2 separate regions of the Homo sapiens genome follow, and region 1 is linked to region 2. A link is an interaction called in ENCODE POLR2A ChIA-PET data of the cell type or tissue named here. Cell type or tissue: Caco-2. All regions are shown on one strand. Each heading gives the region's core, and the rest is flanking DNA. Links, peaks and the distances in the headings are about the cores only.

Region 1 (5,371 bases), core at 85-5,084, 2.0 Mb before region 2:
CCTCCTCTAATGATGAGGCCTTTGGCCACAATCTGGGGATGAATCTGCATTCACCCCTTCCCTGTCTGTGCCTGTGGCTCCTGCCTTGCCGAGGGGAGGGGCTTTACCTGAGTTCCTCAGAACCCTCCCTGCCTTGCCTCACCACCAGGTCCCTGCGCTGCCCACAGCACACAGATGAGCAGAGGCGAACCGTACGGATTTATTTTCTCGGGCCCTCGGCGTAAGTGGCCCTACAGGAAGGGTGGGGGGTTGTGACCAGTTAGGGCGATGATCACTATCTCTAAAGCCCTTCTTTGGCTCATCCCCTTTCCAGTGTCCTTCCAGAGGTCGAGAGCTCCCTGGATAATGACAGCTTTGACATGACTGACAGCCAGGCCCTGATCAGCCGGCTTCAGTGGGACGGCTCCTCTGACCTCTCACCCTCTGATTCAGGCTCCTCCAAGACGAGTGAAAATCAGGGATGGGGTCTAGGTACGTGATGCAGTTGGGCCCTAGGGGCTCTGTGCCCAAAGCCATGGGGGTGCCACCTCTCCTGCCATAACCATACTCTCATCCCTTGTGTCTCTTTCTCTACAGGTACCAACAGCTCTGAGTCACGGAAAACCAAGAAAAAGAAATCCCATCTGAGCCTGGTAGGGACTGCCTCCGGCCTAGGTTCCAACAAGAAGAAGAAGCCAAAGCCACCGGCACCCCCGACGCCCAGCATCTATGATGACATCAACTGACTTGGGTGCAAGGGATAGCCTTTGGCTGAGCAGAGCCCTCTCTCCTGACCCCCACCCAGGTGGCATAGCCTGGCAAATGGACGGCTGCTGGGGGTTGGGGCTTGGGAAGCTTGGTGGGCCAGGCAGGCAGAGGATCCGATTATGCGCCCCTGGGGGGTGTCAAAGTCCTCTGCAATGGAGCACGACTCCTCGGCGTGCAGGACTCAGACCTGGACATATTATGCCTTGGACATAAGTTTGGTGGGGAGGCGGTTTTCCTATTTATTCTGTGAGTTACTGGATGTCCAGCTAGGCCAGGGGCCTGACCTGGGCACTGTGCCAGGGCACTGCCTGCCCCCCACCCCAGGAACTGGACTAAGCCCTGCTGAGGGGCAATGTGGCGACCCGGGAGGCTGTGGGTTGGAAGCTGAGCCTGGAGGGGGCCTGCCTCGGCCGCCCTCAGCAATGTGAATGGGTCCGGTGCTTGGAGCTGAGGGGCAAGGCTGGGCATGTCCTGTCTGTGTGCAGAATCTTATCAAATGCCCCCAGTCCCAGGGGTAGGCAGGCACAGAGTGCTGTCTGCTGAGGTGGGCGTCCAGAACTGCCGCCACCTTCCCTGCCCCTCACAGGGGCAGCCCTTTCCCCTCAGTCCCCATGGGCCTCCTTGGCAGCAGGAGCTGTCCTTTTGTTGGGTGCCAGGAAAGGGCCTCCAGCCTCTACAGCTTCAAGGAATGGGAAAGGGAGGGTAGGAAGAGGGAGAAGTGTCAGAATTCCTCCCCCTGCCTCTCCTCCCTGACCCAGGGCTGGTGAGGAGTGGGGCCCCAAGGTGAGAGGGAACGGTGCTGCTTTATTTGAAATGTTTTCTTACCTCATTCCCTGCCCCAGGAAGGGACCCAGCCTCACCCTCCTGGGGTGGCCCCGTGTTCCTCCTGCCCACCCTGCCCCACTGCCCTACCGGGGCAGCCCAGGTTCCCAACTGCTGCTTCCACCCCCTTCACCTTGACTGGCTTCAGTTCCTCTCAGCGCTCCTGCCTCCAAAGCGTGCCCTGTTTCCCTTCCTTAGCGCTTTTAAGTTATTTATTCTGTACTTGTGGTTTGGGGCTCTGAGGAAAATCCTAATCTTGTGCCTCTCCCCCTTTGCTAGGAGTTGGGTGGGAAGAGAGGGTGGCCTCTGTGCCCCAGGTTGTCAGTGGAGGGGAAGGGGTGTCACTGCCCCTCTGTGGGACTGTCATGCCAGTGTGCCCACCTGCCTGGTCTACATCCTAAAGAGATGTACCGTCCCCCCTCCATGCGGGCACCACCACTCCCAGGAGCCAAGCTGGAGGACCGCGACCTGGGCTGGGAGCAGAGCTGACTGACATGGGTGGAGGTGACCCTGAGCCAAGTTCTCTGGCACTTGCTGGACATGTCCCCTACCCTCTTCCCAAGAGGAGCCATCCCACATTTGGGTAGTTAGTACCCAGGACTGGTTGGACTGATCGGGTTAGGGACCCTAGAGGGTTAAGGGAACAACAGAGATGGGGCTGCAATGCCCTGTCTGGAACTCCGCTCTCCCGCTGGGGTGGTTCTGATTGTGGCTCATGCCTGGTTGCAAATTGGTTTTTAACCCACAAATTGTGATTATTTTTTAAAAAGCCAAACAGATTTTGGCAGGAGTTAGAATAAATCCCGGGGCCTGGGCTTCTCTATTCTTGGCCCTCCGTAGTCTCCCTCCGAGAGGAGGCCAGAGGGAGAGGAGGATCTCAGCAGGCCTCTAGCCGCTTCCAGATGCAGTCTGGGGAGTGGGCTGAAGGTGAAGGGAGGAAGGCTGTGGGCCACTCTCCCTTCTGAGAGGCAGCTGCAGCTCAGGCCCTAATACACTCTTTGCCCTGTGGCCTCTCCCTTTTCCCCCCTTCTGGTTGGAGGAGGGAGAAGTGGGAAGTAGCTTGGGAACTGGTTTGTCCACATAAACTTCCCCATTGTTCCTTGGCCCGCCCTCAGGGCAGAGCCCCCTGCCCAGGCTGGGTAAGAGATGGGCTTGGTCCAGCAGGGACCCTGAGGGAACAAACCCTTTTCCTTCTGGGGAGAGAGTGCCCCCCCTACCATGTAGTTGAACAGGGGCTAGGAGCTCCCCACTCCCCTCCCTCTAACAGCAGGCTGTGTGGGTTTCAATTCCCATCCTTCCCACCCCGGCTAGGTGTCGTCCACCCTGTATCCTGTGTCTGAGTGTGTGTGGGGGGGTTCTGTACTAATTTCCATGGCCGGTGGCTTTTCCTTCCATGCATCACTCCCCCCCGCATGCCCAGGGGCCACCCGCCTGGCATTACCGCATGCTGGGGTCATTGGGGGAGGGGGGTGGGGCTCACGCTGTCCTGTGGTCTTGAGATTTTTATTTTTGCATATGTAATCCATTCTGTACAGGTAGCTAACTTTGTAAACGCTGTGTATTCCCTCTGCCCCCATGGCTGCTGGTGTAAATAAACTGCATCTCCCGTTGGTAGCCCCGGCCTACCTACTCTCATTACCATTTTCCTGGGGGCAGCGCAAAGCCATTCTCTGTCACAGAAAGAGGCTGCAGGACCACAAAATGGAACTTTATTCAGTCACAGACACTGACCCTCCAATAGCCCCAGAAGCAAGAGCCTAGGGCCCAGCAATCCATACCCAGTCCTTGGAGTTGGGCAGGGTAGGACGCTGGCCAAGGGCCAGTGCTGTCTCTTGCTTACAGCCTGAGGACTACGGGAGCAGCAGCTGTGGCCTGGCCGCTCCCAATGCTGGGGGCTTGGCTTGGTGCCCCATCCCCTTCCTGACTGAGCTCTATGAAGGACTCTTAAAAAAATAAAATAAAATGCAAGCAAAGTGCTTTGAAAGAAGGGAGGACACCCTATTCCTGCTAAGGGGTAGAGGAAGAAGGTGAAGGCGGCTAGGTGCCCATAAGAGAAGGCTGGCACAATCTTCATTCCCGCCAGTGTGATTTCAGTCTCAAAAGATGAGTATTTGGCTGAGAAATGGAAGGATACTCCAGGCTCCCTACGGAGTTGTGCTGGGGCCATGCTGAGCTGCCCTTGCAGGCAGCCCTGGGTGCTGGGGGCAGACATGCAGGACACTGGGAAGAGTCAGAACCACAGGTGGGAGGGAATCTCAGAGCCCAGGCTCCCCACTGAGCTTGGCCAGCAGCTTTGAACTCCTTCAGAGGACCCTAAAAGTGAAGGAAGATGACATCCTCATTTCTACCTGAGTTGTGCTCGCACGGGAGGGACATCTGTACTCCTGTGGATGAGAAGGGGAGGCCGCATACTTGCCTCCTGTGTCCTATGGAGGAGATTTCCATCACATCCTTTCCACCCCTCCCTCCCCGGCCCTTGGGCCCAGCTCTGGCCAGGAAAAGTGGGGAGGCCGTAAAGGAGAAAGACCATGCCTTTCATTTTCTTCCTATGTCCTTATCGTCCATACATCCCAAATACTAGGAAGCTGAAGAAGACGGTGACTCCCACCAGGGAGACAGTGGCAGGTGCTGTGAAGAATTGGCGGTAATTGATTCGGAAGTACCAGACCACACCCAACAGCACCACAAAGACAGGCACCATGAGGCTGCCCACATTGACACCAAGGCTGGGTGGCTCAGTGGCCGAGGGGGCCAAGGAGGCTGAGGGGCCTGGAACAGCTGACCCTGGGGGTGAGCGGTGGCAGTGAATCACACAGTTGTCGGTAATGTTCAGAGAACGCAGTGTGCGGGCTGGGTCTTGTAGCAGGCGGCCCTGGTAGATCAGTTTCATCTGGCTTTCTTGTCCAGGGAAGTATTTGCTGTAAGGATGAAAGACATGGAAGAAAAGATAGAGGGTGAGGAATGAGAAGGCAAACAGGCCTGGACCAACAAAGCAGGGGAGTGGGGAAAAACTGGAGGGTGGATTTTTTTTTCCCTCATCTTTATCCTTTTTTTTTTTTTTTTTTTTTTGAGACGGAGTCTCACTCTGTTGCCAGGCTGGAGTGCAGTGGCGCGATCTCGGCTCACTGCAACCTCTGCCTCCCGGGTTCAAGCAATTCTCCTGCCTCACCCTCCCGAGTAGCTGGGACTACAGGAGTGCGCCACCATGCCCAGCTAATTTTTGTATTTTTTTTTTTAGTAGAGACAGGGTTTCACCATGCTGGCCAGGATGGTCTTGATATCTTGACCTTGTGATCTGCCCGCCTTGGCCTCCCAAAGTGCTGGGATTACAGGCGTGAGCCACCGCGACAGGCCCCCCTCATCTTTATCCTTAACTAATGAGGGGTGTATTTGTTTGTTTTGTTTTTTTAGATGGAGTCTCACTCTGTCGCCCAGGCTGGAGTGCAGTGGCGCAATCTCGGCTCACTGCAACCTCCACCTCCTGGGTTCAAGCGATTCTCCTGCCTCAGCCTCCTGAGTAGCTGGGATTGCAGGCGTGCGCCACCACGCCCGGCTGATTTTTGTATGTTTAGTAGAGATGGGGTTTCACCATGTTGGTCAGGCTGGTCTCGAACTCCTAACCTCGTGATGCACCCGCCTCGGCCTCCCAAAGTCCCGGGAGCCACTGCACCCGGCCTGAAGGGTGTATTTCTAAGAAAGTATCTACCTGCCCTTGGTAGGGGCTGGATCTTACACTTTGCTGCAGCTCCCATGTCTGCACCAGCCTCCTTAGAGGCAACCAAGGGCTGGGGGATGAGCACAA
Region 2 (5,371 bases), core at 88-5,087:
GTTCAAGACCAGCCTGGCCAACATGGTAAAACCCTGCCTCTACTAAAAATCCAAAAATTAGCCAGACACAGTGGCACATGCCTGTAATTCCAGCTACTCAGGAGGCTAAGGCAGGAGAATCTCTTGAACCCGGGAGGCAGAGGTTGCAGTGAGCCAAGATCATGCCACTGCACTCCAGCCTGGGTGACAGAGCAAGACTCTGTCTCAAAAAAAAAAAAAAATTGCTGTACTAGGTGACCACCACCATTTAATATATTTAATAATGTTGGTATCAACAGAAAGCAGTAAACATAATTAGGGAATTTGCTCTTTTTTTTTTTTTTTTTGAGATGGAGTTTCACTCTTGTTGCCAATGCTGGAGTGCAATGGTGCGATCTCAGCTCACCGCAACTTCTACCTCCCAGGTTCAAGAGATTCTCCTGCCTCAGCATCCCAAGTAGCTGGGATTACAGGCATGCACCACCACGCCTGGCTAATTTTTTGTATTTTTAGTAGAGACAGGGTTTCTCCATGTTGGTCAGGCTGGTCTTGAACTCCCAACCTCAGGTGATCTGCCCGCCTCTGCCTCACAAAGTATGGGATTACAAGCATGAGCCACCACGCCTGGCTGGAACTTGCTCTTTATATTCTGTACAGAATCCTTAGTCATTCACTGGAGCTGATAGGTTTAACAGTTTTGAACCCTGGCTCCTTGCCTTGTACTTTTCAGATCAGAAGCAATGTTTAAACGTCATCTCTTTGATCTGTCACCCAGCCCTAGCCTTTGCCAAAATCAGAGCCCCTCAGTATTAGGTTTCTTACTTTAATTTTTCATTCTTTGCTCTCTTTAAATTATGAAATATAACAAACAGGCAGAAAAGTACATAGAAAATGGCAAACCACCTTAAGTCCTCAACATGCATGCAGCCTGGTGCAGTGGTGCAAGTAAGTGCAGGTTCTCAGGTAGGTCCAGCCCAGATAGTACCCCTTAGTAGTATGGACCGACCCTGGAGCAAGTGTTTCACCTCTTTCTCTTTTTAAAAATAGCTTTACTGAGATATAATCACGCACTATAAAATTCACCCTTTGAAGTATATTCTCAGAGTTATACAATTATCACCACTATCTAATTCCGGAACATTTTCATCATCCCCTCAAAAAGCCCTTACCTTTTAGCAATCATTCCCCATTTCTCCCTCCCCTCAGCCCTTGGCAACCAACAATCTATTTTCCGTCTCTATGGATTTGCCTATTCCGGATATTTCATAAAAATGGAATTTACAGTATGTTCCCTTGCATGCCTTTCACTTTACATAATGATTTCAAGGTCATCCACACTGTAGCATGCGTCAGTACTTCATTCCTTTTTAACATCTGCATAATATTCCATTTTATTCATTGTATTTATCCATTCCTATCCATATTTATCTGTTTATCCTTTGGTGGACATTTGAGTTGTTTCCACTTTGGGGCGATTATGAGGTGATTATGAATAATGCAGCTGTGAACATTTGTGTACCTGTTTTTTGTTTTGCTTTGTTTTTGAGACAGAGTCTTGCTGTGCTTGCCCTGTCATCCAGGCTGGAGTGCAGTGGCACAGATCTCGGCTCACTGCAACCTCCACCTCCCAGATTCAAGCAATTCCCCTGCCTCAGTCTCCCAAATAGCTGGGATTACAGGCACCCGCCACCGTGCCCGGCTCATTTTTTTCTTTTTTAATTTTTAGTAGAGATGGGGTTTCGCCATGTTGGCCAGGCTGGTCTCGAGCTCCTGACCTCAGGTGATCCACCCGCCTCAGCGTCCCAAAGTGCTGGGATTACAGGCGTGAGCCACTGCACCTGGCCTGTGTACCCACTTTCTGGGGACACATGTTTTCACTTCTCTTAGGCATATACCCAGGAGTGGAACTACTGGATAATGTAGTAACTCTATGTTTACCCTTTTGTAGAATTGCCAGATAGTTTTCCAAAACTGTTTCACCATGTTACAATTCTACTTAATCTTGATGACCCTCAATTTCCTCATCCATAACGGGGATAATAATAGTGCCTACGTCTGAGGGATTTAGGATAAAGAGTAGATTCATAAAAGCACTTGTTATAAGTAATATACTAAGTGCTTAGCTAGCTCTTAAATCTGGATGGGGGATAATAATAACACTGATAAATGTTATTTATTTCTTATCCTATTTCTGAAGTTTATTTTTATTTATTAGATGAATTGAAATATTTGTTGCTAATAATTCATAAAGCAGTATAATAAATGAAAACTTCAAATTTCATTAGTTGTTTTTTGTACTTTAATTATTAAAAGTCAGATATGTCCTTGGAAGGAATAGGTAAAGGCATGGCTCCCTGCTGGCTTAGTCCTCTCTGTTCAACAACATATTAGAAGGAATGGAATAGGTAGTTTTCTTCTCCTTTTTTTTTTTTTTTTTTTTTGAGACAGAGTCTTGCTCTGTCGCCAGCTTGGAGTGCAGTGGCATGATCTTGGCTCACTGCAACCTCTGCCTCCTGGGTTCAAGCGATTCTTCTGCCTCAGCCTCCTGAGTAGCTGGGACTACAGGAGCATGGCACCACGCCCAGCTAATTTTTGTATTTTTAGTAGAGATGGGTTTTCACCATTTTGGCCAGGATGGTCTTGATCTCTTGACCTCATGATCCACCCACCTCGGCCTCCCAGAGTGCTGGGATTACAGGCATGAGCCACCGCACCCGGCCTCTTCTTTTTTCTTTTTTTTTTAAGAGTTTAGTATGCATAGGGCAAAATCAAAGCCTTGCTGTTACTGTACCACCCTCACCCTTCACAATTCTCCATTCTTTCATTCAAAGATGAGAGAACAGACTTCATGGTGCCTTTCCACCACCACCTCCCAAGAGTTCCTGTCTGCAGAAGTCCTTGTGCCAGTGAAATTGATTAAGAAATAGGAATGCCATCTTTTAAAAGGGCCCAGCACAGCCTGTAATCCCAGCACTTTGGGAGGCCGAGGTGGGTGGATCACAAGGTCAGAAGTTCAAGACCAGCCTGGCCAAGATGGTAAAACTCCATCTCTACTAAAAATACAAAATTAGCCAGGCGTGGTGGCGGGCAGCTGTAATCCCAGCTGCTTAGGAGGCTGAGGCAGATAATTGCTTAAACCCGGGAGGCGGAGGTTGCAGTGAGCCCAGGTCACGCCACTGCACTCCAGCCTGGGTGACAGAACGAGACTCTGCCTTAAAAAAAAAAAAAAAAAAAAAGGCCAGGCACAATGGCTTGTGCCTCTAATCCCAGCACTCTGGGGGAGGCTGACTTGGGAGGATCACTTGAGGTGAGGAGTTTGAGACCAGCCTGGGCAACATAGTAAGACCTTGTCTCTACAAAAAAAAAAAAAAAAGTTTTTTTCTTTAATTAGCCAGGTGTGATGGCATGTGCCCACAGTCCTAGCTACTTGGGTGGCTGAGGTAGGAGTATCCCTCAAGCCCAGGAGTTTGAGGCTGCAGTGAACCATGATCACACCACTGCACTCCAGCCTGAGTGATGGAGTAAGACCCTGTCTCGGATGGATGGATGGATGGATGGATGGATGGATGGATGGATGGATGGATGGATGGATAGAAAAGTTTATACTGGAGGATATTGGTTAAGGAGAAGGATAGCAAGAGCTATTTGTGGAGGATTGATTTTTGGAAAGTTTATTAAATTGAGTTAAAATTAGAGATGGGAGAAAGAAGCCGGTTTTGTAAGTTTAAGGTAACAGTAAGAACAGTAGTGAGTACTTACAGAGCACCTGCTCTTAGCTAGATACTGTTTTAGGTATGTACATAAAACTAATTCATTCTTACAGCAGCCCCCTAAGGGGCATAAGTATTATTATTCCCATTGTACAAATAAGAAAACTGAGGCACAGAGAGGCTTAACAGGCTGTCTTTGGCAGAACCGTATTTAGGTGAGTTCAGCATCATCTCTAAAAGTTTAACCCCAGTTTAGAGACTTTGGCCCTGGGATGGGGGGTAGGATGGAGAATCGGAATTACAAAATGCTTTAAATTATACATATGAATCCAGCAGACCAAATCTGCTGGATTCATATTATTCATATTATGCATAATATTATTCATATTAACCCCCTACTCCCACCCCACACTAGAATTCATTCACTGAGTTGGCAGATACACAGTGGGCCTTCTAATGTCAGACACTACTCTCCACTGCAGTTTAGCTAGGGCAAGACCTTGGTCACAGTGTTCTACAAGTCTTCAGAGAGAGAGTAATGTTTTTCTTTGTTATAGTTTATATTTTACTTTTAGAAAGGAAAAGCATCTGAGAAAAGATATTTATGACTGAGACAAAATTATTCCAAATCCCACTCACTTATATCATTTATTTATGTGGTGGACATTCATTTTTATGGTTTTCAGTAAGCCTGTAACATTATGAGCTATTAGACTTTGAAACTTTTATTAACAAGTGCCTGAGGGCCCGACTGATTTATTTGGCTCTCCAAGCCCATGGGTATATCCAGATATATAAGGTTGAGGTAGGTGCTTTATGCCTTCAGAAAGTACAGGGTTCTGCATCCAGGGCTGTCTTAGGTTGTTCTGAAATGTCTGTGAACACAGAGTGCAACTCAGCCGAGCTCAAATAGTTCTCATCTTTGGCCTAAAAATAAGATTGTGAATCCATTTCCCAGTCTTTAGAGAATCCCCTGTGATGATTTACCAAAGAACAAACTACTTCCCTTGTCTGAGCATCACGCACTGAAATTGGAGCTGCCCGTAAATAAGCAGAAGATGGCGGGTACTGGGGACAGAGGTACAGTCTTTGTAGATGCAGAGTAGCGTTCGATGGCTAGATGAATGCCAGTTAGAAGGATGAATGCCGGTTAGATGAATGCTACTCATATCAGGCATGTGGACATAGCCTGATAATGGGGTGAAGAGTTGTGACATGTATGAAGAAAAATACTACTTAACTGCCAGGCACGCTGGCTCACGCCTGTAATCCCAGCACTTTGGGAGGCCGAGGCGGGCAGGTCACCTGAGGTCAGTAGTTCAAGACCAACCTGGCCAACATGGTGAAACCCCATCTCTACTAAAAAAAATTAGCCAGGCGTGGTGGTGAGTGCCTGTAGTCCCAGGTACTCAGGAGGCTGAGGCAGGAGAATCGCTTGAACTCGGGAGGCAGAGGCTGCAGTGAGCCGAGATCATGCCACTGCACTCCAGCCTAGGCGACAGAGTGAGACTCCGTCTCAAAAAACAAACAAACAAAAAACCACTACATAGCTTCTAGGTGTTATTCACGTAACTGGGAGAACAGTTGGTTTTTTCCTAAACTGGGTGTTTAGAATTTATAATGATAATCTCAGTAAGTCATCTCATATTTCACATATAGATAATTTTCAGTTTAACAGTAAA

The links. Peaks named below come from ENCODE experiments on the same cell type or tissue, not always from the same donor. Only the 100,000 strongest peaks of a DNase experiment are listed, where the experiment ranks them.
Region 1: POLR2A ChIA-PET joins it to region 2 with 11 read pairs; 2 of 35 experiments call an interaction of 5 or more read pairs at or near these places.

The regions. Positions count from the first base shown.
Region 1 is chr17:44,189,617-44,194,987 of GRCh38, reverse strand. It overlaps TMUB2 (transmembrane and ubiquitin like domain containing 2), which reads right to left. Exons shown (of 4, transcript NM_001076674.3): 4 at 3,059-4,487. The coding sequence ends at 4,124. It overlaps ATXN7L3 (ataxin 7 like 3), which reads left to right. Exons shown (of 13, transcript NM_001382309.1): 11 at 149-220; 12 at 314-471; 13 at 577-3,183. The coding sequence ends at 725. Among named protein-coding and RNA genes, the nearest start is that of TMUB2, 5.3 kb to the right of the region's middle. In Caco-2, for the core only: no CTCF peak of the experiment used is centred there; a DNase peak (open chromatin) is centred at 2,607.
Region 2 is chr17:42,236,296-42,241,666 of GRCh38, reverse strand. All of the region lies in intron 1 of STAT5B (signal transducer and activator of transcription 5B), which reads left to right. Among named protein-coding and RNA genes, the nearest start is that of STAT5B, 37 kb to the left of the region's middle. In Caco-2, for the core only: no CTCF peak of the experiment used is centred there; no DNase peak of the experiment used is centred there.